Linked DNA regions of Homo sapiens: regions 1, 2 and 3 are each linked to region 4. The links are chromatin loops, found by intact Hi-C in ENCODE. Cell type or tissue: endothelial cell of umbilical vein. All regions are shown on one strand.

Region 1 (8,000 bases), 190 kb after region 4:
ATTTCACAAGGTAAGAAAAACAGAAAAAGTACAAATCAACACTAGAGTTACTGTTGTATTTAATGTCACAGCCATTTTTGGCTTCATTCTTATAAAAATAAACAATTATATGCATCATTTACATCCTAAACTGACAAAACACTAACAACAAAATCAGCCAACTAAAGTCAGGTGTTTACCAATCAGCAAAAGGAAATCAGGTAATAGTTTCATTTTGTCTTTGCTCACTTTTTGTTAATATTTGAAGATCTTCAACAGACGGTGGTCCGTTTTTTTTCTCATAAGGAATGACTGTAGTCAAATACTGCCAAGTTTAAAAAAAAAAAGTGTCACTTAAATCGGAATTACCTTATCTGCAAAAAATTTGATACTGTTACTAGAAGGTCTATCTGATAATATAAAACACAAGCTACTTTGGTAATGAAAACACAGGTATTGTATGGGAATAAAGTTATCTTACTATCTCAGATGGAGCTCATTTTTTTTTGCCCACCTCTATTTGCTTCATACAAACCTAATGTCAACAGAAACAACCACCTTTTTGCATTTCAGTTATTGAAAATTTCATAGGACTAAGTCTGAGGATGGTTTACTCAATTTGTTCATTTTTAAAGTGAAGTATTATCTCACATTCTACTTGCATATTTTTCAACACATTTTAAAAATAGCAATTTAAACTAAAAACATAGTTTTAACAGTTCTGCACAATAAAGTAATTTCCAACAGCAAAATAATTCTGTTTCAGACCATTTTTATTCTGGTTGAACAAATGGTCCACATATATAACATGACAACTTTGAAAAACACACACTAGCTTCTTTCAGAAGCTAACAAAGACACACTTAAATCGTTTTAGAAATGCGTTACTATTATTTTAAATTATTGGGTAAGTCATTGTAAACGTTTTTAGGCATTAAAGGAGAAAAGTTAAAGTAGAGAATGGCCTAAGGGGAAATGAATAATGAAAATTAATGTCTGAAATTGAGATAAACTTCCTAGTTCACTACTTGTAAAGGCTCACAAGTAACAGCGCCATGTCTTTTAACTAATCCCATGAAAGCATAATCCATAAATGATTGTCCAGATTTTCCTGTTCTTACCATCCCACCAAAAAAATAGTTCCGTGCATTTCACATATGCTCATATAGAAAGCCAGTGGTTTTTACCTGGAATCTCTTAGCTCCACCCATTATTTAACCTCGTGCCCTAAATCTCAGCTCTGTGGCTAATCCTCACTGAGTGATCTTATCCTGCCCATAACTGAAAAACAGGATAAAGAAAGCTGCTTTACAGTAACTGGATCCCTAAGTCCAGAAAAGTGGTAAAACTGCATAGTTCAATCTCTGAGACACGTTAAGTGTCCCACCGTCTTTTTGACGTAGACTTCTTGCAGGTGATGCCCAATTGTATAATCGAATGTTTCTTTGTAAAGAACAACAACAACAAAAGGCCAGAAATGATGTCCTCCTGGCTTCACTCTGCATGTGTGAGGCAACCTGGAGAGGCACCAGGCGGCTGCACCCTGGCCCGCTCTCTGGCTACCTGGCTGCATCTTCAGGCCTCCCTGCTCCACTGACAGTCTGGAAGATTCCTTGTCTTCTTTTGAGGTTGAGAGAGGTGAGAGGCAACGGAATGAAAACAAAAACTCAAACATCCCTTCATGGAGCTCATTGATGAGCTGCAAATGTCAGTGTGAGGCTTCCCTCTTTAATAGGAATGATCTCCCTTCCGGAGAAACACTTAACTACCTGCAGTAAAAACTCCAGGCATTTGATCTAGGCGTTCTTTTGCTAAACTTCCTACAAGCTACATTTTGTACACCTTCTTAATCTGCACAGAAGAGCTAACTTAAAGACTTTTCTTTTTCAAGGTGAAAATTTCATATAGTGAAAGGTAATTTTAAGCATACCCATTAATGTGAATGTTTCCCATGTTCATGATATTCCTTCAATCATTATACAAAAATGTGAATAAAAAGCAAATTGCTAGATACTTGATTATATATTCATATCTGTGTATAATTTTGTATAAATAATGTCGCATGCCTCGTTTGGCAGACAACTGAGTTGGCTGACTATGCAATACACCTTAAAAACACATGAATTTCATTTAAAGGAGGTAAGATACACTCTATACATATTTTTGACCTAGAACTCTAGTCTCAAACATACCGACATCTGGCCTTCTTCCCCCAAAAATGACATCTTGCGACTTAGACTTTTAGAATTAGAGTCACATATTTTAGTTTAGTTATTTTCACAAGCAGATTTTCTACACATGCAATACATTATGTTAAAATGTTAATATTTGTTTAAAACTAAGAGTGAAAAATGGAGCTATAAAACACGTCTTAAGAATGCATTTAATCTATTGTCGAATTTGAAAAATGCTTTTTCCTCAAAGGGAAATTCTGTTCATTATCAAGACTATAAATATAATGAACTTTTATAATAAACTTTTATTTCTCTCGTTAAGCAATGGTCTTAGTAAATTAGTAAACTACCAGCTTTCAGGATCTTCACTTACACAGAAAATGAAAAAGCAGAGAATGAGGAAAATAAGGATAACCGAGCACCTGTTTCTCTCCACCTGAATTTCCAAAGGTGTGGCGGAGGCCATTCTGAATGACATTTGAGATCCCTTCCATGCTGAAGCGCTAAAGGCGGCAATATACGGCCCAGAAGAAAAGGACAGAGAAAGAAGTTCAAAGTCTATTAGTAAGAATGTACCATGATGACTTATGTGCCCAAGAGGCAAGCAGTTAGAAAATGCCACTACTCATCCAGATAAAGCACATAAACCCATGCTCTTTTTAAAATGCTGTTGCTTCCATTTCTTTGCAAGTTAAATGCAAAAGCAACTGTTTTTATGCTACTATATTCATGCAGGCATTTTTCTGATGTAGCTAATTGTTCCAATGTAAATGTTGTAAGTTGTACACATATTTGTTCTATACAAAATTTACTGTGTAATTTTTAAGATACTTTTTGATATTATTTACCTACATTTTATCAGAAGTCTGAAAACTTAAGATGAACAGTATGCGTATTTTCAGCCTAAGTTTGTATAATTCTACCATCAGTTTGGAGAACATTAACATAACATTTAGCAAATGAAAATGCTGTTACTTGGAGAGCTGATTATTGCTTCCCACTCACTCTTCGGGCCACCTGCCACTGCCTTGGTGCAGAAATGCGAACTAGAAGATGGCATACGCTTCCTGGAGAGCAGAGTGGATCCCATGTGCCAGCCAGGCCCCCAAAAACTTCTCCAAAGACTTTTCCACTCCGTTTCTAGGAAACAATTCTACTTTCTTTCTCCCAGCAACCTCCAAGACTTCCTAGAATTCTTTGTACTGAAAAGGGAGTATTTTTTTCCTAAACAACTTATCTTGATTTGTAACCAGTCTACAATGTCATCAAGCATAGTAAAAAGCGTCTGGTGGCACCTCTATGGCGGCTGAGTCAAAGGAGTGAGATGGATTCTTACAGCATGACTAATTAAGGGGAAAGGCTTCGTGAAAAGGAAGTGAAGGCCTGACTCACTTGATGGTTCCTTCCCCTGGAATTTTATAGAGGAAATTTAAATCAGTAAACACATTTGAGGAGTCAACATAAAGAATATTTTACCAGGCCCCAAGGGGCAGAAGAAAGGAAACCAAGGGAATGGTCATCAAGAAATACATATAGTTTCATCCAGTGGTTCTCAAAGTGTAGTCCAGGGACCCCCTCCCACCCAACTCCTGCCAAGAGGTCCCTGAAATCCTCTCAGGAGTTCAGGAGTTCAAAAATGTTTTCTTAATACTACTAAAATATAAGTTGTCTTTTTTACTCTCATTCTCTCATGACTTACAGTGAAATATTCCAAATGACAGACTGAATGCAGAAGCACATTTGTGAATCTAGCTGTCTTTAATCAAGCCAGATGTTAATGAGATTGACAAAAATGCACAGCAATGATATTTTTTCATGATTTTGTAAAATATTATTTTTCATAAATATATGCTCTTTATAATGAATTTATTTTTGGTATTTTTCATGAATTTATATTTTTAATTTTATCACTTTTAATTTGTAACATGGCTAATATTAAGTTTCTTGGGGTCCTTGATAAATTTTAAGAGCGTAAAGAAGTCTTGATAACAAAAAGCTAAGAAATGCCAACAGGCTGAATCACTGAGGGAGCTATGTGCTTCTGTATCAGTCATGTAACTCTATGGAGTTACTGAAAATCTGAGTTCCAAATTTTACTACCTTACAGGAGACTGTACAAATATGCCTCTCCTCCTAAACCATCCAACTTCCCTACCTAGCCTTTCCCAGATTTGCAAGCCAGTTTTGCTTCAGCAAGAATCAAATGTCTAGTCAAGATACTTTGCTGACTACTCTTCACTTCACTGAAAGCATAACTATTAGCTTTGATGGAGGAGGCTAGTTATAAAACAAAAACCTACAGAAAACTATTTCTGTAAATTTTTCCAATGCTATCATAATTCATTCATATTTTTTAAGCAGATTATCAAATGAGATAACATCTTAGGCTTCAGAGTATATAATAACAATTATGAGAAACTATTCTCAAATAACCAAGTCAGTTTATTTTTTAAATTATTTTCATAAAATATATTTTCTTTCAAATGTGACAAAGAGAAGAGTACTTGTTTTTAAGTACTTAGTCTATATTACCTGGCTCCATTATCTATGAGCATGTTTAAGCTAGATACAAATTCATAAAATCTAAAGCTAGATAAAAAGTTTCAGAATCCACCTATCAGGAAACTAAGACACACTTTCTATTTGGAAAGCACATTCCAAAAACACTAGCTTTGTTTTCGCAATCAGAAAGCCAATTCCTGTCACTAGAAAAAACAAAAGTTGATGCAGTTTCAATTTCGTAACATGCAGATGTAATTTAGGTTTTCTTTATTAAATGTGTGGTTGCAGACATTACTGAGCCATCTCAACTACTGACAGCCTGACTACTTGTGAAAGATGGCTTTTGTGCCACCAGAATTTTAGGCTTAGGGGAAATTAGTGAAAATGCAACCCCATGGGAAGCCAAGGTAACCTGGAAAAACAAAACTAACAGCTGATGCCAGTGAAAGAAGGTAAAGTAAGGAATGCAGCAGAACCTCTGTCCTTGCTGCTGATGGCTGCTGAGTCAGTGGCTGCAGCTGACAAGACCCTACTGTCCCCAGCTCTTTCACTGGCAATGAACCAGGGAAGCAATGTGCAGCATGTACAGTTCAATCGCCTCTTGATCCATTGGAAAATTACAGAACAAGGAAATCAGAAGGTTCTACAGGAAAAAAAAGAAAAAAAAAAAAAACTAAAATCTACGTCTGAGAACGTGCTCCTATCAAACGCTTCAGTTGCAATCAACTCCTACCTCCCCAGAAGTCAGGCAGCATCAATATTCTCCCTCCACTGCATTTCCAAACTCTCCCTCTCTACTAGCTCCTTCCTGACAGCATCCCGAAATTCTCAAACCCTCAACCTCTTTCCTTTCCCAAGGTTTTCCTGAAACAGCTCTTCCCAACATCATTTATTTGATCTGGAAGACCACGGCCACTTTTCAGATCTCTGAGACATCCAGGAATCCCTCCTCCCTGAACCGCTTCCTTGGATTCAGAGACACCACACTCTCCCAGATTTCCCTCACCCCAACCCTCCTGCTCTCTAGTTGCTTCTTCTAAGAGGGGCCACTTTCTTCACTCATCCCTTAAATGCCAGTGTTCCCTAGGATCTTGTGCCTCTTTCTTGACTCACCTCTCAGATGCTGCTGTGCCTCTGGATTCTGTCCCTATTTAATTATCATGCACCCCCTCTGGGTATTACCAATCAATAGCTTCATCTTCTGCTTCCATAAATTGATAGCTCCACTTTACTAAGATCAGTAAAGTGCTAAGAACAGAGACTGGCACATGGCAAAGCTCAGTACATGTTAGCTATCTTTACTGTAATTTCCCTGAGCTTCACTCTGCATGTTTAATGGCCAATTGGACATCTGTACCTATTGTATGTTTAATGGCCTATTGACAAGCCTATGTTCCTGTCTATATTTAATATCAATATTTCTAAAACTCATATCCAAAACTGAATTCAATGTCCTCTTCCCCACCAAAACACAAACAAAAAAATTTAAAAACCGGTTCCTCCTTCAGCATTTTATTCTCCTCGTTCATTCATTTCCTCTTTCTTTCAAAAAACATCCTGAGCCAGATACCATTCCAGGTATTAGAGATTCAGAGTGAACACATCAGCCAAGGCCCCTCCCACCCTCCTGACCTTACATTCCAGCATAAGGGGGCACAAAAAGCACAACACGTAAATGAAGCGAATGCTGCAGATAACTAACACATGCCCTATCCCTAGCTCCAGCAAGGCGATTAAAAACTGGATGCCTACTTTCTACTCGGACGCCAGAGAAAAGCTGCCTGAGGAGATGACATCTGAGCTGAAATATGACGTATACACCCATCCTAGATGAGCCACAAAGGACAATGGACAAGGGAGATCTTCTCAGAGAACAAAACCAAAAGCAGCCAACCGGGCCAACTCGGGAGTTCACGCCACAGCTAGTGTGCAGGAGGTCTTGCAATTCTCATTCAATGGGATGGAACACAGCATCTATGGAATATGTCCATTCTCTCCTCCTTTTTATAAGATGTTATTGCAGCAACCCTGTCTTCTCTCCCCCGTTGTGTGCCAATGTGTTGCAATGGCTGGCTTAACTTTCAGACCATAGGTTGACGGAAAAGAGAGACATCCCCTCATTTGCTGGACTTGAAGCTAGAAGCAGGTACTGCTGACAAGATTTACATACCTCCCTTTGGGGAAGGGGCACATGTGCTTTATCTATGTTTGCCCTCGTCAACAATCAATGACCTGACCCTAACTCCTCCCTTCTTTGGTGTCCGAAACAATCAACCTCACCAATATCTCTGAAATTCAACTATTTATATTTCCATCCCTACTTTCACTTCCCTGGCTCAATTCTTACATGAAATCGCTGCAACAGCCTCCTAATTAACTTATCTCCAGTTGCCTCCTTCCAATTAGTTCTCCTTGAAACCACTGAAGTTCTCTTCCAAAACAGACAAACCCAAACATGTAACTACCTGACCTAAAATCCATTTTTGGTTCTCTAAACCCTTTAAACAAAAACCAGGTGCCTCAGAATGTCGTACGACGCCATCCATTTTCCAGCTTCCACTGTGCAATTTCCATAGCCTCTTCTTGAGTTTCTTGCCCCCTCACCTTCTAGCTTTCACCATAATGAGCAGCCTGCATTTCCCCAGATGTCCCTAACTGTCCCCTCCAAGTGGTGGCACACACCACCCCCTCTGCTGTCTGTGCCTGTTCCCTCCTCCTTCTACCTGACCTCCGGGTGCAACTCAGCCTTCCCAGACCCCTAAACCTAGCTAGGGGCAATAGTAATATATGTCCACCTTGACCACAGAACAGAGCCAGGCTCAGAAAACACTAAAAACGTGGTAGTTGTTTTGAATATAGCAATTATCACACCCTGTACCTAGGTTTCTCCACGTTGACACTACTGACATTTCCAGTCAGATCATTCTTGTCACGGGGGTCAGTGTAGTGGGGTGGGATCTCCACTAGCACCTCCGGTCTCTGTTCACCAGGATGCCAGCAGTACCACCCCCATCCTTCCCCACCCTGCCCAGTTGTGACAACAACAAATGTTTTCAGACATTGACTCATGTCCCATGGGGGGCAAAATTGGCCTGGTTGAGAATCACCGCACTAAAGCACATTGGATGGTTCATCATTCAATCTGCAACCCATGGGCAGCACATTCCTGGAAAACTGAAATTGGTTCTACATCCTTAACACCCATGCCAGGGACACAACTGTGGATCAATTAATGTTTGCCTAATAGTAGTATAAGAAAAGTTCAGGAGATGGAGACCATCCTGGCTAACACAGTGAAACACCATCTCTACTAAAAATACAAAAAATTCGCCAGGCACGGTGGCG
Region 2 (8,000 bases), 140 kb after region 4:
ATGATACAGAATTCTTTCATTTGAACATAACGTAATTTGCCGTTTTAATCGGTAACAAATAACATTCTTGTAACACTAAGAAAAGTAGTACTCCAGGACATACAGAAAGTTTACATTATCCCTGACTCAGTTCCTCAAAAACTTGTTTAGAATAAAAAATGTTTTTAAAAGTATGATAGCAACAAAGTTTAAAACTAAAATGATTTTAAAATGATATAAAGCAACTAGTAACCTAACACTTTGTAGATACAAGCTTTTAACAACATTGCTCTTTAACCAGTGTCTTTTGCTAATAGACGTAATATACCTGCTTACTACATAAACTCTGTATGAAAGGCATCTGCATGAATTAAGTAGCATCAGTCTTTTGGCATCTTAGTGTACACATCTTTAAATCAAGTGGATTTGATCAGATTATTTGTAAGTTCTCTTCCAATTTTAACATTCTTTAATTGTAGACATTAATAGTGCTTTTTCTAGAAACTGATGCAGACTTGTAGAATTCTGCATCAGTCAGCAGAGAGGAAAGAGCCTTCATATTTTTCATGAAATATGTATCTGAATCAAACATCACAAGAAGGTTGCAGCATCAAATATAGGGAGGCAGGCTCCTTGTTTTATTTCACTGTAATTCTAAACTAACACCTATCAGGGTCAAAATTGGGACCACCATTTGTAATGTTGCATTTCTTTACTTAGTAGTCTTGGGAACTTCATGGCCATCCTGAACTGATAATAGGTTTGTAGGAATTGCCAGCATCTAAGAGTTTAAAATACACTAAGTCCTCACTTAACATCCTCTGTAGATTCTTGGAAACTATGACTTTACGTGAAATGACATGTAACAAAACCAGTTTTACCAGAGGCTAATTGATATAAACAAGAGTTAAGTTCCTACCATATATTTCTGGTCACGAAAACATCACCAAACTTCTAAATAAAGACCTAAAACATTTCTAATAGTAACAATTAAAGTAAGCATGAGTTATATATACATTTAAGAAAGGTTAACAAAAAACAAGTACAATGATGATTCCCCATTTTTAATGAATCAGTGAGTGATAGTGGTTGTAGTGGTGCTGTGTTGAATGACATGTAACAAAACCAGTTTTACCAGAGGCTAATTGATATAAACAAGAGTTAAGTTCCTACCATATATTTCTGGTCACGAAAACATCACCAAACTTCTAAATAAAGACCTAAAACATTTCTAATAGTAACAATTAAAGTAAGCATGAGTTATATATACATTTAAGAAAGGTTAACAAAAAACAAGTACAATGATGATTCCCCATTTTTAATGAATCAGTGAGTGATAGTGGTTGTAGTGGTGCTGTGTTGAATCAACGAATAAATGTTTGCAAAGCAAACATTGTAAGGAGCACCTCCTTCTGCCATGCAGTTCAAACACATACCATACCCAGTGTGGCAGGCTCACTGAACGCTGTTGTCCTGCAGTGTTTATTGTTGTACGTTTGTGTGATTATCACCTGCTTTAACAGATTTGTATTTTATAAGAATTTGTATTTATTCACTCATTTATTTTCCAACTTGCTTATTCCAGTCCAGGGTTGAGGGTGGCCACAGCCCATCCCAGCAGCTCTGCAAGCTGCAAGGTAGGAATCGACCTTGAACAGGACACCATCCCATTGCAGGGTGCACACACACACACACACACACACACTCTCTCTCTCTCTCTCTCTCTCTCACACACACACACACACACACACACACACACACACTCAGATTAGGACCATGTAGATACCCCAGTTCACCTAACGTGCACATCTTTGGGATGTGAGAGTACCCAGAGAAAACCCACACAGCATGAGAGAACATGCAGTCTCCACACAGAGAGTGGCCCCAACCGAGAACTGGTTTTTATTCCCCTCCTAAAAGTTATGACACAATGATGTTGAACAAAACCATTGCTGTTTGAGGACCTGCTGTACTACAGCAAAGAAGTATGCAGTACTCCTCTAGGGGACACCATCCACAGTGTGTTCTCCATGGAGGTTACGTTGTATTTATATATAATGAATGGCGCCCCCGACAGCTGTGTCACGTTTTGAGCATAGGAGCAAACATTCCTATTTTTCCAGAATGAACAGAGTTTTACTACATAGTTGCTATCGACCGGCCATGCTGTACAGGCCCTGTACTTTGCCATTGTTCATCACTTTCTCTTCAATCGTAACTTCTCCCCATGTATTAGAAAGCAATTTTAGATCACGGTAAAGTCATGACGCTGAAAAATTAGGAACATAAAGCCACCTTTTTCTGCGTGGTTGCCTCAAGTGATGTACTAAAGCTTTACAAACAAACATATAAACCCCTACCCTTCTATGAATACTGTTTTTCTACTCTTTATTTATGTTTTTATTTATTTATTTTTTTTTTAGACACAGGTTCTCACCCTGTCACCCAGGCTGGTGTGCAGTGGTGCAGTCACAGCTCTCACTGCAGCCTCGACCTCCTGGGTTCAAGTAATCCTCTTGCCTCAGCCTCCCAAGTAGCTGGGATTACATTCACTCACCACCACACCCAGCTAATGTTTTATTTTCTGGCAGAGGCAAGGTCTCACTATGTTGCACAGGCTGGTCTCAAACTCTTGGCCTCAAGCAATTCTCCCACCTCAGCTTCCCAAAGTGCTGGGATTACAGGTTCCAGCCAGCCGCAGTCAGTCTCCTCTTTATTTAAATGTTTGCTATGATGATGCATTTCTCTTAAGAAAACTTCATAATTGACATATGTGGATTTAGGACTACCTTCCAGTTTTTAATGTTGTCTATTTCTGAACTAGAAGATGGTATTTTGAGATGTTTTGGCAAGTGCTAGTATTTCAGGAAAATTTCAATGTTATCAGAGTAAGTTATTTTCATGCTGTCATTTCTCTGATAATATAGCAGTCTTGATGACAGTGGAGGAGTAGGTAACAAGAACATTGATTGATGCATTTAGTTAGCAAATGTTGTTGAATACCCACTCTGTACCAAATACCATGGTTGTCCCTATACAGTGTGTGCCTAAAGATACTAGGGCCTGGGCCTAGAGCTCCCTCTATTGGGAAGCTGAATGTAGATGGGCCAGAGCATAACATGCAGGAGAATGGTCCCAATTCAGGGCAGCACTAGAGCATCCCACTCCTAGGAGGCATAGCCAGTCTCCTTCTAATGAATGTCCTGTATTTTTATTTAAATGTACCAGCCTTTGTTTGAAATTCCATTCCATTGCAAAGCAGAGGTAGATTACAGACTAGTTTTTATCACATTGTTTAAACTTGAATGGAGACACAACAGTTTTCTTTAAAGGTGAAGCACATTCAAGATCAAGGTCTGTGGAAAAACTCCTTCTTTATTGCAGGACCAGAAAAATAAAGGCACCAAGGTGCTCAGGCTCCAAAATTGCAGGGAATTTAATCCCAAGGGATGTTGACTGACTCTGGGAGGTTTTCAGGGTGTTTTTAATTCATCTGTTTCCCAACATAATTCATTTGTAGCCATGACCTAAGCATTCTTGTGACAGAAAAATGGGTTCACAATTGACATCTGTGTTAGAGAAACATGACTAATAAAGTCTTCTTTTTTCACCATTCCCTTAATAATGGGGAATGAAAAATTATGACCTTTCAAGTCATATAATTACAAATTTCTAAATGAACCATTTAGAATTTCTCTTTTAAGGATGCAAATTAGTAATCAGTTGCTTTACAGTGTAATACAGGCACATGAGGTTATATTTATATGTGTAATAAAAGGTTTATGATAATGACAGAGTAGAAAATTACACCATAAATCACATTTTCCTTCTTAAAAGATAGCAAATTAAATATGCAAATATTGCCAACTGAGATTCACAAAAGATGCTATCTTGAAATATTTATGTAAAACACGGACCCATTTCACCTATTCATTGTAGTTAAGTTTTAATTTTAGATTATAATATAAGTGTGTTTTGAGGGGACAGATGCGTTCTGTTTTTCCCAGTGACTTCTGTGTTATTACAATATTCATGCTTAAAGGACGGCCAGATAAAATAAAAATTTGTTCATCATTCCAATAATTAGACTCTGCTTCCCATTTCACCAGTCCATGTAGAACAATATTCAAACATTGCTGTACTTTGGCCATCACCATATTAACTTCCCTTCTTTAAATTTGATTGTCTTTCAAATTCTATATTTAATTCACACAGGTCTCAACTTGCTTGCTTTATATAATTAAGCATGCTTTTTTTCTTTTTAACCTTAAACATTTCTATTTCCCTTTTCTCTCGTAAGCCCTATATAACCTTTTAAAATCATTTTAGAAGACTTCTATTAGGCTAATAACTTCAGTAATGTTGCTAGTCACCATTGCTACTTTCCTTTTTGCTCTTCTAAAATAGTATTGTAACTGACTAGCAGAGGACAGTTAAACATCACTCCAGATTCTGCTAACGGGATACTTTGAACACTTCAAATAGTGGTTACTTAAACCTTAATATGAGTATTTTTTCAACACACACATTTTTTAGCCTGTGAACTAAAAAGCCTATTATGTAAGTATATCCAAATACAGGGGTATTTGTCAGCACATAGAGAAAAAACATATCTAAATGTAACACTGAATATTTTAATTACTATCATTTTGTAAAAGATGTACTTTTTTGAAAGTAATAGTAAGAAATCCCTTATGCTGCATACAATATGCAGTATTATATGATAGCATCTAACACCCATAAAAGTAGTTGTCATGTGGATATTTAAAAACATGCGTTATGGGATGGGCGCAGTGACTCACACCTGTAACCCCAGCACTTGGGAAGCTGACACTGGCGGATCACTTGAGGTCAGGAGTTCAAGAAGAACCTGGCAACATTTAGTAGAGAAGGCGAAACCGCATCTCTACTAAAAATACAAAAATTAGCTGGGCGTGGTGGTGCATGCCTGTAATCACAGATGCTTGGGAGGCTGAGGTGGGAGAATCACTTGAACCCAGGAGACAGAAGTTGCAGTGAGCCGAAATCACGCCACTGTACTCCAGTCTAAATGACAGAGCGAGAGATTCTGTCTCCAACAAAAGAAAAAAGGACATGCATTATTATGGACATGCAATAGAAATAAAACATATAATGAAAATTGGACTGTAAATTTCTAATTCCCACATAATGTAAATGGTCATCAGTGGTTTGAAGTGATTTATAAAGTTCATGGAAAAATGATCTCAGTCATTAATTGTAATAGTTATCAGCCTGCTGTTCACTCAGAGCCTACCAGATTTGAGTACACTTTAGAAATCTATGCATTTCAAAGTTGGACTTTATTTTGTTTATTATTACCAAAACATGGAGTCATGTGATAACCATGAAATAGCACAGTCTATGCTTTTTAATGATAACCAGTGCCATGGTAGAGCTGAGAAATTGAGATCTGTGGAAGAGTGGAGGATTCAGGGACCGTATTTCAGCATCGAAGTGTTCTGCTCTGTTCATCTTTGGAAGAAACATGCCGTCTCTGTGTCTTCACAGCCGAGGAACTATGTTCAGAACGTAAACAAGGCTGCACCTTGAACTGTCCCTTCGGTTTCCTTACTGATGCCCAAAACTGTGAGATCTGTGAGTGCCGCCCAAGGCCCAAGAAGTGCAGACCCATAATCTGTGACAAGTATTGTCCACTTGGATTGCTGTACGTATTTGTTAATTCAGAAAAGCTATTATGAAGTGCAACTTGGTGAAATGTTTCTACACATTTTGTTTTATATGTTGTTTGTGAATTAATCTATGGTATATTGAGCCCAGAATGTCTATACTTGTTTTGTTAGGTGATTCAGAAAGCAGGGAGAAGGTTGTATCTCCAAAAAAAAAGAATCAAGTTTTACTTTTACTTTTTATGGACATGGGCCAGACACACCCTTTGTGCCTGTTATATGAGACTTTCCCATAGCAGAGTCCTTTAGACACTGCTGGCAAGATTAGGAGATGGAATTGTGAGGTCCCAGTGTTGGAAGTGCTACAACTCTTCACACCTGTCCCAAGGTCTATTTGTGATCATTTATTTAACACATACTTTAAGATCAATTGAAGACCGACCCCCCACTCACTTGAAATACAGTGCATCCTTAGCTGCCATGCCTAGGTGTCTCACCTTGGAACTAGTCAGCGTTTCGTATTTTTTTCTTTATCTAGCGTTAGATTTTTATGAATTTTCTTGGAGCTAAGGGCCATTACTTTTATTTTTTAATATACTTTATTGAGTCAAACCCCATGAGAATCTAGATTATTCCAGGGGGGGAAATAGACACTTCATATTTGTTTCTTTCGTGTCTGTATAAGCACCTATATTTGCCTTTATATCAGGTTGATGCCTTTAGAAAAATCACCTTAATTTATATTTTTCCCTTTGCTGTCTTTCTTTCATTTCAATCTGTCTTTCCAATTTGATATGTTTATGTAGTGCTAGATTCCTTTTCTTTTTTTTTTTTTTTTTTTTCAGGCAGGGTAGTGCTCTGCCACCCAGGCCGTAGTGCAGTGGCACAAGCATGGCTCACTGCAGCCTCAACCTCCCAGGCTGTCAGTCCTCCCACCTCAGCCTCAGCCTCAGCCTCAGCCTCCCGAGTAGCTGGGACTAGAGGCATGCGCCACCATGCCCAACTAATTTTTGTATTTTTTGGAGAGATGGGGTTTCACCATGTTTCCCAGGCTGATCTGGAACTCCTGGCTCAAGCGATCAGCCTACCTTGGCCTTCCAAAGTGCTGGGATTACAGGCATGAGCCACTGTGCCTGGCCTAGTGCTAGTAATTATAAGGGACTTAGACCTATCATCTCTTTCCCATCTTCTGTCAGTCATCTTTTTCATTCTTCATTTAAAAATTCTAGGTTTGGGAGGGGTCGTCTTTATAATTTTCATTGGATAATTAAATTGGAAACATTGTTCCGTAAAATTCCCCAAATAAAATAATGAATCATCATCATTCTTAATCCTAAAATAAGAATATGATGTCAATAAGAGTATTATGTCTTAGCCTAACTGCTCATATAAAATGAAGTAGTTGTATCACAATAGTAGGTAGCTTCAACCACTTGCTACAGTATCATGACAGTTCAGAATCAAGGCTGTGTTCAAATCCAACCGTCATGTTGGAGAAAAATCTCTTAGGAGATTGTAGATTTCACTTTGTATTCCTGTCAGCACATTCAGGGAGGACCCAGTTGGACACCTTGGACAACTGAATATTATACTGGCTAGAACACATGTGTTAAGGACACACACCAAAAGAGAATTCTTGGCCAGACACCACGTGGGAGTGTCAGGATGAAGGCAGCAGTTGGTGCCCCTTTTATGTACCTGCTGACTAAAGAATTACTTTCTGCATGCAGCAGATACTTCCAGAAGGGAGGGAGGGAGGGAGGGACGGATGGATCGTAGGTGGGTGGGTGGGTGGATGGATGGAGAAACAAATGAGTACACAGATAAACCAACAAAATCTCCTTCACTTTCCTATTCATGGAGTTGCACATTCATCTTTTTATTGTGGTGTACCACTCTCCCTAATTAAATCAACAGTCATGTCATTGAGATTCTGAGAGCCACATCCTAGAAGCACGTAAGTGCTTGGGCAACTCTCTGCCTTGGTCATGAGTAAGTGGTGGTAATGGCCACAGGGAGCTAATTACCCATCACTCCAGGAATCTTTGAGAGCAAAAGTCAAGTCATTCTGTTTAATAGCAATATCACTTTATTGACCCTTGGTCTGAGTGCTTGGGCATCATTTGAGACTTTGTGATTTTCTGACCTCTGACAAAATTTTAATTACCCAGGAAGAATAAGCACGGCTGTGACATCTGTCGCTGTAAGAAATGTCCAGAGCTCTCATGCAGTAAGATCTGCCCCTTGGGTTTCCAGCAGGACAGTCACGGCTGTCTTATCTGCAAGTGCAGAGGTAAGTGTGTACACATGGCCCTTCCCCCTCAAAGCAGCCAGGGGCACCGAAACAAGGAACATAAGGACACCCTGTAATGA
Region 3 (8,000 bases), 110 kb after region 4:
CATTTGTGCTTGCTTCCCCTGCCCCACACAGCATCCCAGCCTAACTCATGCCCTGCTTCTAGTGTCCTCACCCATCTCTACTCACCTCTGGCTTTTGGCTCTGTTGAGGAGTGAGGGCAGTCAGCGGAGGCAAGGGAGGAAATCATTTTGCAGTTTGAAAACTACTCCAGGTATTTTGAATGTGATCGTCCACCTACTGTCTCCTCGCAGTTTGAAGACCTCAGGGGAAAGATGCCTTTGAGATGCATCCCTGAGTTCACTTCTAGAGCCTCAGGTCTGGGCAGCCCCCTCCACCTCAACAGAGCTCAGCATCCTTGTCATTTCAGCGGTAAAGTTCTGCTGGCCTTTTTTCCTCTCTGTCTCTTTCATGCTCTGGCTCTGATCTCTCATCAAACGTTTCAGAAGATTCCATTTTCTGGTTCTCAGAAATAATTTATCTTGCTTTTCTTGTTTTTGTTTTTAACTTAGTTGAGTAGTGAGTTTCATATGAATGTATTTACTCTCCAATAATGCTTTCATTTTAAGATGTATTAATAATAAGAACACAGATTATTTTAGTATAGGATTAAAAAACAGTGCACAGCTTAAGATAATGATACTAAAGGGTTATTTATGGCTACTAATAATAAACTTACAAAATAACACAAGGTGAATGGATCTTACTGCTTAGTTTATAGGGTCCAAGAAAGTCTCTGGGATCATTTGAAGACATTTTTTCTCAGCAGTCATTCAATATCATACTTAAATATAATTTCAAATGATTTCAGAGTAGCAAAAGGATTGTATGAAATAAGAAAAAGTGCAAGGTGTTAATGTGCAATAAATAAGCAATCACCCAGAAATAGTTAGAGGAAAACCAGAAACACTGGTATTTACTTAGTTTATACACACAATAAATTCCTCTGTGCACAGTTGCGTAACCAGTGTTGGCCCTTACCCTATTAGCTACAGTCTCTAGGTACATCGTCAGAGTATGAAATTAGATGAAAGGACCCCACACAAGGATTGTGGTTTTAGATTCTAAGTAAACTAACAGCATCACTAAATATGGCGTGTTAGGACCTCCAGGGAGGAAGAACCTTATTGTGGCTGTTGTTACTGGAGACACATACCTTCCAAATGACAAGATAATGTGTCTTTTGGTTACTCCTGGAGGACTAGGGACATGAACCTGGGGGCCCTTAAAGACTAGGCTGTTACTTGACAGCTAACTTGATTCACAAGTACCTAAGTGCTTTTTAAATTGGCACTTAAGTACTCTCATGATGAATTCTTAGCAAGTTATTGTCAACACCCAATTCAGGTATACAGATAAGCCTTTCCAGTCTGTTAACTGATTATATTCTCACATTTTGCTTTGTTGACTTTTCTCTACATCTCTTGTTTATCGATCTCATTATTTTTATTTTCTGACCCCTGTGAAGAGCTAGGGTGGAAACGTGTGGAATAGCATATAAAGTTTTCAGTTGAATGGCATACATAGACGACACAGCCTTAATCTCCTTAAAAACTAAAAACAAAAAAGAGATTGGACGGCAGAATTAGGTCTTCATCTGCAGGGCCACTGTTATTTGTAACCCTTAATGACAGTGGCTAACATTTCATACAATTGTTATGTGTCAGGTTTAAGTGCTTTAAGAGGAGCAACTAATTTGAGATCCTCACAGCATCCCTTCGGTATGGGTGCTGTCATCCCAGTTTACCATCAGAGAACACAAAGTTCGGAGGCCATGTAATTTGCCCAGGGTCATACAGCTCATAAGTGACAGCACAGTGTGTCCCCAGGACCAGACCCTGGACCCTGAATGGACAGTGCCTCTGCGCTGCAGTGCATTATACCCTGAAAGAGGCTCCATCCCCCTGTAAAGAAAGAATTTGGCATATTCTTTTGAATCCCTAAAACAACATGTGATGTGTAAGTAGATGCTCAAAATTTTTAAATGAGTAAATAATAAGTGAGGACAGTGAGGAGGAAAGAAAGACTGGAGCAGGAAGTCCCAACCAGACCCTTCATACAGATCTTCTTTTTAGTTGAGTGAGGGAGCAGACCCTGATACAGGGTTACCTTAACCAGAGCGTCAAAAGCTGATGGCCATTGGGACCCCTGATCTACTAGTTGAAGGAAGAATAATGTCAGCATGCTTATCACTGAAAACACATTTTGAGAACATAAGTAAGAGTGTTATGGAAGTGTGTGACATGAGGTGGGCCTACATGTCTACAGGCCAGTTGGACCAGTTTCCTGCATTGACGGTTCACCCTTCTGATGGGCACTCAGCTCTGGGCTCCATCCCTGTGTCAGCCTCATGGGCCTTCCAAGACTGATGTGTATTCTGTGGTTTATTCTGTCCCAGTTCAGCCCCTGAAGTCCAGAATCACAGAGTTTAACTGGGGCTTCCCAGACCCTCTAAGGCTAATGCTTGCTGCCACGTTAATGTACTGTTTTTAAGACGCCTTGTGCATGGTGTAGGTGCCACTGCATTTCAGTTACTTACACGGGCAAGGATTTTTTTTACATTGTCATTAGATATTGAGAATTATTTGCTGATTTTTTTTTTCAATAATAGCAAGTATAAATGCTGCCAAAGCTGATTCTTAATGTCAGAGGGATCCTGAGGAGAGGTTGCCATTTCCATTAGAAATCTATTTTGTGATTGAAGGTAAGATAAGGTATCGGGGAGGGAAGTTTTGGCTACATGACATCTATAACATCCCCGTGATTACTCAATAAGAAAAATTCAAGAGATGTGGACAGGTGTGTGGCCAGCTTAGCTGTGACACCTGATGCAAGAGATTAGAGCTTCCTGGGGACTTTGAAGTCTTGATGTCAGACCTGATCTGCCTTCTCATCTTGGGCTGCGGCTGGACCCTGCCCAGGTGGCCACTGTGATCTGAGTGTTCTTCAGGCCTCCTTAGGTGCACCATCTCCTGCACGGAGGAGCTGATGATTTTGATGACCTTAGGGATTTTGAAGCCAACACCAGAGTATCACTTTTCAAGAACTAGGAACAACTTAGGTAATATTTTAAAAGGTAGCATTCAGAATTATACTCAGGTTGCCAGTAAAAAAATTCCGTGCTAGCGGTTGGGCAAATGGGTAGTTTCCCCTCTACTATTTCTGTCTGTCTGAAAACAAAGCAAAATCCATGTTCTATCTCTAACAGGAAGTCAAAGAGTTATTTGTAGATTGTTAAAGCTGGATGAGAGGTATATCAGAGTCCATAGTATTCAGTATTTTTTAAGTTTTCTTCTTAATAAAAAGTTAAAATTGCTATTTGCAGACATATTATCAGATACCCAGCTGAGTTTCAGGCCTAATAATTCTGCTAACCTGGACTTAACTCTTGAAGTAGAGGATAGAGGAATAAGAGATTCACTGTGCATGGATTCCTTCTAATTCTGGGTTTAGGATGGAATGTGGTTGAACCAAAAAATCCACTATCTTTCTTCCTGCCACCTGGCTTTCTTGGATCTCTTACTTAGGGAATCCTGGTCCTACTTGGGACAGTGTTGAAGACTGGATGTCAGGCACGTCTTGACCTATGTGGATTTAGTAAGCCACTTCAGTCTCAGCTCACCCAATACTGTAAGTTGTGCTCCTCTAAAAGGCTGGAGTTCTGTGAGCTGTCAAATATATTGTCGTCTTCTTCATCAATCCCAAATTTATGGAAGCACTATATTCTCTCCCTGAAGGCTGATGATATAGCTTGAATCAAGCTGCCCTTCTAATGAGATTTCCACTGGGCTGCCAGAAAAGTCTGTACCAGGCACATATCTGGGTGGGAATTCTTTGAAACAAGAAAAAATGTTTCCAGCCCTGCCCATAATGCTTCCTCACTGAACAGTATCTCAAATGATTAAGCTACTGCTTTTGTGGCACGGAGTCAAACATAGTTTGGCTGACCCCAAGAGGCAGTGAAGTCAAAGATGCCATAGGGTCACATGTTATTAACATTCTGGTACATAACAGGGATCAAAACTCAGTTTATGGGTGGTATTGCTTCAGTGCCATATACGATGCTATTATTAGTAAGCCAAGAATAATAAAATATTCGTAATAGCCTAAAGACTGTTAGGCATGTGTTTTATCCTTTAACTCTAAACGTCCTGGAAACTAGTTCCATAAATGGAAATTAAAATATAACACAGTCTATTTTTTGCTTGTCCAAATAAGGTCATATGTTGGGTAACAAATGCGTAGCAAATGACTGTTTCTTAACCTAGGTCTTTAACATAAACATCAGAAATTTTTCAATGTTGAATATTGTCATATTTTGATTTTTCTCTGATCATTTAAAATGTCTTTACATATTTGCAATAAAACTAGAATATAGGTAAAGTAAATGCAAAAGACACTCACATCCAGCCTTAATATATCACTTTCAAGATTTTGTGATTTTTCACAGCTATATAGAAATATGTACATTATATGAGTGGCTTTCTTTACATGTTAGATCCACCACTTACATTAATAGTTAAACAAGTGTAGAAATAAATGTTGTAGAAGTAGTTTAATAGAGAAGAAATGTTTATTCTTACTTATACCTAGGAGTTCTGCTGCTGGTTCTCCAAGTCCAGCATGTCTTTGCTTGTGTCGGTAATGCCTTGCTCTTTGTACTTGATTTTGAGTAAGACTGTCATACTGAACCAAGTTTTACGAGTAAAAATGAAGATTGGTCTTATACTCTTAATTTGCTAGATGACCAAACTGATCAATGCCTTAAATGTTCAGAATTGTTGAGAGCTAATTCTGAAACACATGATTAGAAATTCCTCTGCCCCTGAGTTTACAGAGCTCAGCTGTTAAGTATTTCCCTGTTGAAGTGGCGTGCAAGGGGGTGGGTTGCTCTTTATTTCCTCTGCTGTCTACTTCCCATACCTAAAAGGGTATTATTGCTGGGAGTCTCATAATTTTCCTACTAAGACAATAATTGCATCTAATAGATCAGACTTGGGCCTGCTAATTTTCATCTAATCAACAGAGGCAGGAAAACATAGTCTGGAATGCTAACTATGTGAATGAAAAATATTTAGTCATTCTTGAAATGATAGGAATGTTTTTCCAACAAGCTTAAATAAACACAATCTCTTTTGAGACTGTGCTAAACTTTTTTTGGATGAGACAACTCTTAGGCAACCAAACAGAAGTTAATGAAGGTTATTAAGAGACATGCCCTTCAGAAAAGGCCTGCAGACTTTAAAAAGAAAAGATTCCATCTTCTTTATGCTGCAACCATTGATAAATAGCAGAATTGGTTTACTTTTTAGCTTTTGTCTACCCAGTAGAATTTAACATTTTAATTAGTAATCATACTGCCCAATGTTCAACAGATACCATTTTACCTAACATGGCTATATGAGACCATCTTATTTTAAAATCCTCATCTTCATCTCCTACTGTTTGCCTCAGTTCCAAGGAATTCATTGGACTCAACACTCCTGTATTTATAGCACCTGATTACACTTTTCCTATGAAGCATGTTTGTTTATTCCCACCAACACAAGGTCCCGCCAGATAATAAAATTATTTTTAAACATACTAAAATGTACATATTCAAGTGAAGTGTTTTTCCTTTCACAAGTTATATGGGAAAAATGTATACTTACTCCAGGGATACAGTCATTCAGAATATTTTTGGTGCCTCTCTTTTGAAACTGACTTTAGAGATCATAGCACATCCTTTTGAATATCCTTAGCTTTGTAAACCCTTGACTTTGAAGGTTTATTAGACTCTAGGAAATAGCCAAAGTCATTTATGTTGAAGTCTGGTTTAAAAAAAAAAAAAAGGTGGCCGATCTAGCTGAGTAAAACTGTTTAGAGGAAGCAAAAAGTGACAGTAAAATAAAGGCACTTTGTCTTCTATGACATAGTAATTTGCTCTGAAAGCAACTATGAAGAGGTTTCAAACAGAATTTTAACATGAACAGCATTTTGGCATAAGAATATAGCCTCTAAAAGTGAGTACTTTTATCAATAACACTTATTTGTAAGTATAACTCCTGGTGTGTTTATAAAAAAAATCAATTCACCTACTACATAGTATTTTTATGACTTCTAGGGATTAGAGGCATGTATTTAAATGGTCATATACTGTATTACAACGTTTTTCTGAAATTGCAGGTGTTCTATTCCAACATTTTTTTCAAATACATTAGACTAAAATAATTTGCCTACAGAAACAGGTCAAAATAGGTTGCGATTCTAATATAATTTATTTTTAGTATTTTAGTTATCCAATTCCACTTCTAGTTATACCATACTGTTTCCTGGTATAGTCTTAAGTATATCCTATAAAAACAGAATGATTTCACATTGCTTAATATATGAGGGTTAGCACTGAAGATAGTGAAAAATCCAGTGAGTCACTGTTAAACCCCCATTAGAACTTTTCTGTGTTGTATCTATCTGATTATTGAAGATACAGTGTCACACAAGCATATAAACCATCTGTTGCAATACTATTTTAAAATCGTAGGACAGGTTCAAAGAGGGGAAATGTCCATTAAAGAACGCCTCTTGCGCATGTGTGGGTCTCCCCATCACAGGTGGCTGATGAGGTGGCAGGAGCAGCATCATACCCACCTATCAGCCTCTTAATTTGAGAGCCCCAAATACTCCCCTGCATGAGCTCCCAGAATGCAGATTGGGAAATCTGTTGCCAGGGGACTCAGCAAAGCCAGATCTTGGTCCAGGGGTCATACCATCAGTTTAATCTAAATTTGATGTGCTTTGAGCAATACGGGACATGTAACATGTTTCTGAAATTTGCCAGAAAGCATGCATTTTGTTTTATAAATATTTTGAGTTTAAGTTGATCAGCAGTTTGACCAAATTTTTATTTACCATTTATATCTACAGAATACCTGTTTACACCTCAGTGGAGTTTAACTTTCGCATCTGAGAGATTAGCTGGATTTATCTGGTTTGTTTGAAACAGCCTAGTTCAGGTATATGGACCATTTGAGATCACAGAATTTAATGCTAGCTGCCAGTAAAAAGATGCAGTCCCAGGCTCCAGCTCTTACTTTGCAGCAGCCTAGTGAAACACAACTAAGAATCCTCAAGATCCTAAGGCCAAGTACTTGATCCTTGTGGACCCTGCAAATCATGTAACTTTCACATTGGCTGCCGGAGCAAACCGAGAGTTGATTTGCAAGCCACCGCTCGACCAGCACCAGAACTCAAAGCATGCGTTCTGTGTGCTTACCTCATCCCTGACTGCAGCTTATTCTTTTCTAGCTAAAATTTACCTGGATCCCCATTTCCTTACTTTAAAAAAGTATTCATTCATGATATAATTTGAGACTGCCTTGGATCTATTACATAATCTAATGAGGTATATTTATGTGCTTCTTTATGTATAATCAGTGCCTACCATTTGCCCGTGCCTGTGCCTTTGTGCCTTGCATGGTGGTTGAACCCCCTTAGTTTGCCTATCAGTAGGAAGACAGGAGATCATGTTGTTTTTCACCTTAATGGACAGCTATTGCCCTGCATGTCAGCTCACTTTTAAAACAATTCAAGGAGTCTCTATTTGTTAGGGAAGCTGTAATATGTTTGGAGATAATAAGCTATCCACTTGGGATGGCCTCGGGCCTTGCATACGGAGAGGGTCGGCAAGCTCAGATCTTTTCAAAGCCATAAATCTCTCATCCTTTCTGGGAATCAAGTTTTTAAAAGATTCCATGGAGATTTTATGTTAGACGAATTCCACAGGGGGTGTGTCCCATAGTCCTGTGACAGAGATACTAAGAACATGACTCATTGCATGAGGAGCCCCTACAATTCTTGTTATGAAAGTACTGGTTGAATTTTCTCTTACTGTTGACATATGTTTGAGATCCCTGACTTCCTAACACTGAGATCTGCTCGTTAAAGACAGTTTTTAGAAATAGGTCTTCTGTGTCTTTCAACTTGAGAGTGGCAAGAAACACTGGCAAAGATAAAAAGTAGTATAAATGATTCTGTGATGAGTTTGCCCTTGTCCCTAAAGATCTAG
Region 4 (8,000 bases):
CCAGGAAGCTCTTTGCTTGTATGTGAGACAGCAAATATTCACTAAATATGTTTCAAGTACAAGCCAACTGCGAAGCTTGGAAAGTTGTCCAGAAACTTCACCCTTCCTTTGCATGTTGTCCAGCGGCAGGACGTTGAGCAAGGTTAGGTAGTATGAACCTGCGGCTCTAAAACTTAAAGTAATAGGCATTATTCGAAAGAAAATGATGCCCAGCACGGCTTCCAGTGTATATTAGCAATCAGCTTGTTTGCCTTGTGGTTATTACATTTTTTGCCAAGAGCAGCCTTCCAGAATGAGGTACTAGTTAATTCCCATTGGGCATTTATTCATTAATAAGTCTGCTGAATGTGAAATATTCCATTTGGGAGTATGTCATATGAGAAAACTCAGTGGCTAATTATTACATAGCTCTCTTCCATGATTCTCACTTTCAGCGCAGTTACCTAAGCCACCATTTCCTAGGTATGTAAACTTAGATAATTTTTAGTTTTCTGTAATACTTTTTGCTTTTTGCTCCAGAAAATTTTTTTTCACTCCAATCTGTGAAATTGTTAAAAGTTTACTAATAACTGGATAAACATTTTATGTTGTACTATGGCTTGCTCTTTCTTTCCATTTTAAAAAGATAATATCAAAAGTTAAATCCTGTTCCAGATCTTACCGTCTCTCTTCCAGGCTAGATTTCTGGGATGGGGTGGTGTTAATTTACTAACCTGAGCTTTTGCCCAATCTAGGGTCTCCTTTACTCTTTTCTGGTGTATAAATAGGTCTTTATTTGCTTTTCTTCCAGGTTGGTTGGTGCATATTAGCTTAAGAACTTTTAAACCTCTGCGGCAGTAATGAGAATCTGCATGCCAAGGGCCCAGCATTTCTCTACAAAGCAGCCCATGAGTGCATGTGTGTTTGCTGTAGTGAAGGGTCTATGTTAGAAGGTGAGTTAGAGACCCCACTTGCCCACATCTGTGTGCTGTGGTTTGGCCCTCCTCCTCTGGTGAATCCCTACCACAGCCCAGTGCCTGCTGGATCTCAAGTGTCCTGAAAGCCATTGGAAAGATGCTTTCCAGCAGTCTTAACATTTGCCTCCATGTTCTTTCCAGCAAGGATGAGTGCACACAGCTTTCCAGCTACTGGGCAACCCAGCCATTGACAGAAGGTGGTGCAAGAGTCAATTCCTCTGTGAGGATCCCTTCCAATAACAGTGTCTGCATTAACGACAAAAAGTTCTGTAAAAATGTTTGCAGGGGGAGCTTTTGACCTGCAAACATTTCTACAGAACTTTTTGCCATATAGGAACATATGAAATGTTATATGTAATATAGGTCAGAAATGTTGCCATATAGGAACATTCGAGAAGATGATAAATGTGAGGAAAGTGATAAAAGTTTATACAACAAGGATCTGTACAAGATTGTGGTAGATTTGCTGGCCTAAAAAGATGTACTCAGGGTAGTGAACTATTTCTGTAGCATCAGCCACTGGGCCCCTGAGTGGGAATACTCTTTGAGAGACAGGAAGCTAATTCCTTCTTTGAATGTGTAGTTAACTTTGTGCCATTGGATGTAGGGTGTGCACGTGCATGTGTATTTTTTCAGTTGCTGAGGGCACAACACAGACAAAGAATACCGTGCATTGTATTATGGATGTGCTGGAAACAACGCCCCAGCTTGAAGCAAGTTGACTGTAGTATCTACTCTGTAGATCAGCAAACTGAAAATGACTTCTTAATAAAAGGTCGCACATTGTTTTACTTACTGCATTTGAAAAAACAGTTCTAATTAAGATGCTTTGGGTTTTAAACTGCCTGTTAATTGGGATATCTATAAGTGGGCAAGTAGAGCTTCTGAATATTGCTGACTTATTTCTTAGTGATTGGGACAAAAGCTTTTTTTTTTTTTTTTTAAATAGTATGCCATCATTAAACAGTTTTTGACCTTACGCAGAAACTTTAAATGTGACAGCAGAAAGAAGCAGCAGAAATTTACAGTGAGAAATGGAAGACCTCTGTAGGTAAATAAGTAAAATGAAAGAAGCCAGAGGTGTTTTTTGTTGGCAGTAGATGAAATTATTTTCAAACACTGCCCTGGGAAAAGGTGAGCCCTCAGCAACCAAGTTTATTGACTGTCTATTCAGGAAATTGTATTAGTTGCTTTGGAAAGAGAAAGGAAAAAGAAAAGACTTTCTGCCAACTGAGGGCTGGAAAACTTGAGGGAGATAAAGTATTTACATGCTTTAATAACATAAAGCATGTCCAAAAGAAATACATAATTACAGCTATGTTTGGCACTGAAAATAATCCAGGTTATTATATTTTTAAAATTGTGTGTGAATATGTAAGTGAATGCCCTTGAGTCAGAAATGCTTGAGTGATAATATTTCTTGAGAGAATGGAAAAGTAGATGGTATTAGGAGCTAAAAAGAGAGAGAAGGGATAAAGGATGACCACTAGTTAAGAAGGAACAGTGAACTTTTTTTCTTTAGAGGGGACATATTTCATATGCATAGTTATTCCCCCTCTACTTCTAATCTTAGTATAATAAGCATTTAACTTCCCATAGGACCTTAGCAGTCTGCATGTTATTACTAAAAGCCCACAGGTAAGGGAAAATTAGACCCCTAAATTAAAGACCTGACCATCTTGCTCCTGAAGTTTTAGGTTTTCCAACTTTATTTCCAGTGTATCTTGGACAAAGACCCTTTGAGAGCTCAGAAAATTAGGAGATGTGGTCAACACATTCTTCTTAATATCTAGTGCAACCAAAGACTTGGCCAGCAACTAAGGCCAGCAACTGGAAAATGGGTGTGGTGTCAGGTTTCAGACGCCCCCATAGTTGTCTTCACGTCCTTTAATATGTGTTGGCATCCCTCAAGCCCTGCCAGTTTATGCTCTTTCCTTTGTGAAGCCTTCCTGCCCTGCCCAGGAAAAAGTAATGCCATCCCCCATCCCCCATCCCCCAGTGACCATAAATAGCACTTTCTCCTTCCCCTGTTATAGCACTTTTCATACTGTGTTAGAGTTCACATTTCTGTCTCTCTGCCTCATTGTGATCTATTTGAGTGCCAGGATTGTGTGTTATTCTAGCGCTTGGCACACAGGAAGAACTCAATGAGCATTTGTTGACTAAATCTAGACTCAAGGTCATCCAAGATATTATACAAAAACTTTTTCATCGAACCATTTGGTCTGCATTGTGGAAACTGAAACGAATGGCACTCCCCGTTAAGAGAATCCCAGTGAGAAGCCATAGCATTGCAGGAGGAAGCTCAAACTGGTTAACTTTGCTCATGCCGATCAGTCTTAGAATTTTTTGTAATGTTTCCATGATGAATTAGTTTCAGCTGTATTTTTTTGGCAAATATTTAAAGATAATTTTTATTTGTGTGGACTTTTCTTCTTGTCAGTTTGTCATAAAGGTGTCATCTTTCATTCACTAACCCCTTATCAGCTTATAGGAATTTTCCTCGTGGGTGGTTGCTTGTAACCTTCTCTTGACTGCCAGGGATCTGATATACTAAACGGTTGAGATACTGTGGTGATCAGCTGCTTGTAAACAATAACTGATAAATCGGTTATAAATTATCAACACACTTCAGATGACCATATCATCATGACTTGGTGATAGCAAAATAGACTTCTGAATTCTCAGCTAATCCAGGATTGTGTCTTAACAAACATTTATGTTGATTAATCAGGAGGGTGTTTAGTTTAAGAAACATGTACTGAATGTTCAATATGTGAGTGCCAAGTGCAGTGTGGTGCAACCTGTTTACTGCTTCAGGTGATCTCCAGATATCCTAAGGAATTTTTAACTGTACAGCTTCTTTGGGGAAGGAAATCCTAAGCCAACAACCTGAGGGTGGAAGTGTGTGACTGGGAATAATTAAAATGCCTCACAATGGTTCGAGCAGGAATTCCATAGGAATGCACTTTAAGGCATTTAGGAAAGCAAAATTCCGTTTGGATTTACTCCAAACCCTATGACTTCAGAGACAGGAATTTTTGATGATTAGTGGCTGGAGCCCCAACTTGTTATTTAGTAATTCCACATTCAGTGTGGAATTGTTTTTTCTGTAGCACTAGTTATAAGTTCTTTGTTTGTTTTTCTAAAGGTTTTAAGGAGGTTTACAAATTAAGATGGAATAAGACATTAGAAACTTAAGGATACATAGCAAATTAAAACCTTGATACATTTGGTGCTAAGCTTTTCAGCTGCTAAAGATAGAGAGTTTTGGCCAAGATAAAGTATATAGAGTCAAAGACACATGCAGAATTCTCCTGGATATAAGTTCAGGTACCTGTGCCATTTTATCACTTTAGTCAATGTGCCCATTTTCTTAGGGCAGGTTTAATTTTCTGCTGCGGCATGGCCCTTCAGCTTTCCCAAGTTTACGATGCTCATCTCATACCTGATGGAAATTGTTGATAATGTTAGTGTATGGTTGGTGGCTTTCCCAGTAGCCCACTTCAGATCCTTTTATTGGTCATCACCAGTTACAAAAGTTTTAGGAAAGGGAAGGAGAGAAGCTGGAACTGATGGCTAAGTAAAGTTATAGCTGTAGAGCTCTGGTTGTCCATAATGAACAGTGGCAATGAACAGTGAAGATTTAAGCAAGGTTATTTTTTGAGGGTCCACTGATGATTTTCCTATAACTCGTTAAAAATATTTTTAAAACTTTTATATGGCTTCATATAAAAAAAGCTTAAAAATCTGTTCCCAGACTTCCTAGGCAGGTATGTTTTCTTTTCAGTGTTGCCTTCTCTAAGACTTTATCAGCAGAAGGAGTATTTGAGCTGATGGCAAATGCTGCCAAAATGAGAAGTGTGTGTGTTTCTCAAAACTCATGATCCCACAGTTAAATCGAGGGTGTGGGTAAAGGACCCAGAACTGTTCTTGCTGATGGAATAGCACACTTTTCCTCAGACATTAGTAGAGTAAATGAATGGAGGCAGAGGATTGGGAAACACTCTTGAAGGAGGGAGTGCCCATCAGCCTGTAAGCCAAAGTAAACAGTTCTTGTAACTGAAAAATAGACTTCCTGGAAGGAGAGAACCAGAGAAGTGGGTGTGAAGTGCAACCAGCAAGTACCATTTTCAGTGATACAGACAGCTGGCTTAACCTGAGTCCTGACAAGAACCTCTCAGAGCTATTTGGGGAAATCAGTTGCTTGAACCAGCCTTTGACTGGCCTATCGTTCCTACAGCTGTACCCAAAGATGGCACTTGGGGAGAAAAGGTCACATTTGTTTGTGATAGAGAAAGCAAACCGATGGGGCATTTTGAGAGGTAGAAATGAAGTCATCATTTGCGGAGCCGGTGGACCAGCAGAATGGCCGTGGGAAGGTATCCCTGAACCTGTATGTGTGGAAATGCAGGCATTCTCTGTCAGTCTTTTGTCACAGTGAGAAAATGTCATTACAGTGGACAGCTATGCACACGTTGGAGATTATGTGATGTGTGCATGTGCATCCATGTGTACAACATACACCCATGCAAAAATTGCTCACAGGGTCATGTGCGTGTCCTGGTAGTCTGTTATGTCCATTCTTCTGTAATAGGAGTATGTTTTTCAAACTGAAGCTGTTAGGTTCTGTTAATTCCAACAGAACAAAAAAAAATCTGCCTCTGGCCATCATTCGTTAATTTACATAGATTAGATACATGTAGTCTGTCTCCTAAGTGGCTTACATAAAGCCGTGGGCGTCTTTTCCTGTGTCTCCTCTTCGGCAGTTCCTAAGGCACCTACCAGGTTTATAGTTGCTGATGTCCTACCCATACTATGTGTCAAGAAAGGTAGACTCAAAAAGGATTGATGCAGATATTCCTTAGAAGTTTTCATGCCCAAAGATTCTTGGACCTTAGTTGCATGAGGGAAGAGGCCTTGCCTCGTGAAAGGAGACCGAAGCCCCTTATTAAAGGGGTCACTCAGAAAAAGGTGTTATCTAAATTCCCTCTTTGTAGTTTTATTTCTTCAATGTATTCCCCATCACTAGCTGTGTGTGCTGGAGCCAAATGTTGGGCCCACTGCCATCTTTTAAAGAATGCTACTGTAAAGGGATAACTTTACTAGACAGTTTGGGAAATAGAAGAAACAATTATCTAAAATGCTCTTGTTCCAAACACAAAAACTAGCTTCATGTTTTTGTGTATAACCCTGCCTAGTCTTACTCTGTAGACATCCTTCCCCCCACACCCATCGTGTATGTTTTTTATCCCCATCTAACATTATATCAAATACATTGTCCTATGTTGCTACCTTGTCTTCATTATTATGATTTGTCAAGCAATTGGGTTGTACTGACTGCAGTGTTACTCCTCATTTCCTTTCCCCCTTTCTTTTCCATACTACTTAAAAAGCAAGAAAGGAAAAAAAATTCTATTTAAGAGAAAATCCTATGTAGTCGTAATGGAATTTATTTTCCTGAGTGCCTGGGCGTGCTCCAAACAGATAGCTGTGATTGTGTCATCTCTTCTTACTAAGCATCTGACCACTCACTACCTGTGCATCTGATCCCTAGGCTCATGGCATGAGGGCTGTGGCTCTTGATGTTTTTTTTTTTGATGTGCTTAGTATCACCAGAACTGTATTGACTCTAAGAGTATGGAAGCTTTGTAAAGTTAACTAACGATTTGTAGGTTTTGTGCAAATAGCCAGCTCTCCAGGTAGAGACATTTTAATTCTGTTGCTTTTTTTTTTTGTAGCATATTATTATATTGCAGATGTTTACTTAGTATGAAAAATGGATATAATTAAGTTCTAAATGGGTACTAGATATTAACTTCAAAATGAATTTGCAACTTGTATGCTTTGCATATGCCGTATGCTTTGCATATGCCATATGCTGTTGTTTCCAAGGATGTAAAGCAGTTTTCCACTTCCACCATCTTATAAATTAAAACCAGAGGGCTAGACGTTATCCAGCAAGGGACCTACAAAATTCGAAAAAAAACTTCGGATCATTATCAGGATTAAGTTTGTTGAAATTGTATCAGGAAAATAGACTTTTCCTTGTATTATTATTGACTCATATAATGCAACTCATACTGGTTTCATATTCAGAAGGTATATAGCACCTGTTGTAATATTTCAGGTTGATTTCTGCAATCTTTATTTAAAAATACAAATCCGCAAAGCAAATTGCATAAACGGTATACAAAATGAAATCACCAGGCTTCAAATATATTTTATGTAAATGTTAAGTGCTCTTTAGATTAGCAAAAGGAAGACAAACATTTTGATTACCTCTTTAATACTAAATTTTTGTTTCTGAATTATAAATCTTTGAAGATATAATTAGTGTAAGATATATACCAATCAACATAGTCCAGAAAACCCTGAACCTGGCTGCTTATTAGTTGGAAAGAGTACCTATTTAGACTTTCTAAGCCACAGTATGTGGCTAAGTGATTAATATGCACTATTACACTTTCACAAATACTTTTTGGACCAACATATTGACTTAAGGGAGCATACTTTGTACTAAAAAACTAATTTGAAGGTGAAATCACAGCAAATTTAACAGTTCAACCTTGTGTATTTGTAGAGTTTTAGTTGGATCATAGGATAATGACATTAGCTAAAGTCAGCAAGCATGTAAAATAAACATTTTGAAGTTTAATAGTCATTTATGTTCTACAATAATAAATATTTGGCACCCACCATAACCACCACTACCAAAATATGTATGCTGAAATTGTGTCTCCAGGATGAATAAAGAGGTGTAAGGCAAGCTGACACCCATTAGAAAAAAAGGTTTAGAAAGGGAGAGAGGGCCTGGACTTCCCTAAGCTTAACCCCAACATAGGGCCTGTAGCTCCTGTTGGAACCAATTTATAAAACTTCAAGGTGGGAATCAATAGATTGTTTCCAGTGTTATATAGTTCCTCTTTAATCAGTTGATCTTCAACCAAAGCTTCAAGTGGTTTTTGTTTTTATTTATTGCCAAAAGCTTCTTAACCAATGTGATTATAAATGTTTAAATTCATTTACAGTGAAATGGATTTG

The links. Hi-C counts contacts between places; a loop is a spot of excess contacts. Peaks named below come from ENCODE experiments on the same cell type or tissue, not always from the same donor. Only the 100,000 strongest peaks of a DNase experiment are listed, where the experiment ranks them.
Region 1: a loop joins it to region 4, with 2.4 times the contacts of the local background. A loop is called at or near these places in 2 of 110 quality-filtered maps.
Region 2: a loop joins it to region 4, with 2.1 times the contacts of the local background. A loop is called at or near these places in 3 of 110 quality-filtered maps.
Region 3: a loop joins it to region 4, with 3 times the contacts of the local background. A loop is called at or near these places in 5 of 110 quality-filtered maps.

The regions. Positions count from the first base shown.
Region 1 is chr2:36,558,210-36,566,209 of GRCh38, forward strand. It overlaps FEZ2 (fasciculation and elongation protein zeta 2), which reads right to left. Exons shown (of 8, transcript NM_005102.3): 6 at 229-304. Among named protein-coding and RNA genes, the nearest start is that of FEZ2, 36 kb to the right of the region's middle. RefSeq lists an enhancer at 2,869-4,068. In endothelial cell of umbilical vein, no CTCF peak of the experiment used is centred here; DNase peaks (open chromatin) are centred at 3,502, 4,252, 5,032, 6,342 and 2 weaker places; H3K27ac peaks cover 7,940 bases.
Region 2 is chr2:36,504,475-36,512,474 of GRCh38, forward strand. CRIM1 (cysteine rich transmembrane BMP regulator 1) reads left to right here. Exons shown (of 17, transcript NM_016441.3): 9 at 5,509-5,665; 10 at 7,799-7,920. Among named protein-coding and RNA genes, the nearest start is that of FEZ2, 90 kb to the right of the region's middle. RefSeq lists an enhancer at 2,919-3,463. In endothelial cell of umbilical vein, a CTCF peak has its summit at 3,058 (motif pointing left); a DNase peak (open chromatin) is centred at 3,037.
Region 3 is chr2:36,481,787-36,489,786 of GRCh38, forward strand. All of the region lies in intron 7 of CRIM1 (cysteine rich transmembrane BMP regulator 1), which reads left to right. Among named protein-coding and RNA genes, the nearest start is that of FEZ2, 110 kb to the right of the region's middle. In endothelial cell of umbilical vein, no CTCF peak of the experiment used is centred here; DNase peaks (open chromatin) are centred at 3,925, 4,925 and 7,675; H3K27ac peaks cover 6,845 bases.
Region 4 is chr2:36,368,318-36,376,317 of GRCh38, forward strand. All of the region lies in intron 1 of CRIM1 (cysteine rich transmembrane BMP regulator 1), which reads left to right. LOC124907753 (a long non-coding RNA gene) reads left to right here and starts at 1,901. Exons shown (of 2, transcript XR_007086281.1): 1 at 1,901-8,000. RefSeq lists an enhancer at 1-510. In endothelial cell of umbilical vein, no CTCF peak of the experiment used is centred here; DNase peaks (open chromatin) are centred at 1,614, 2,164, 2,984, 3,984 and 1 weaker place; H3K27ac peaks cover 6,016 bases.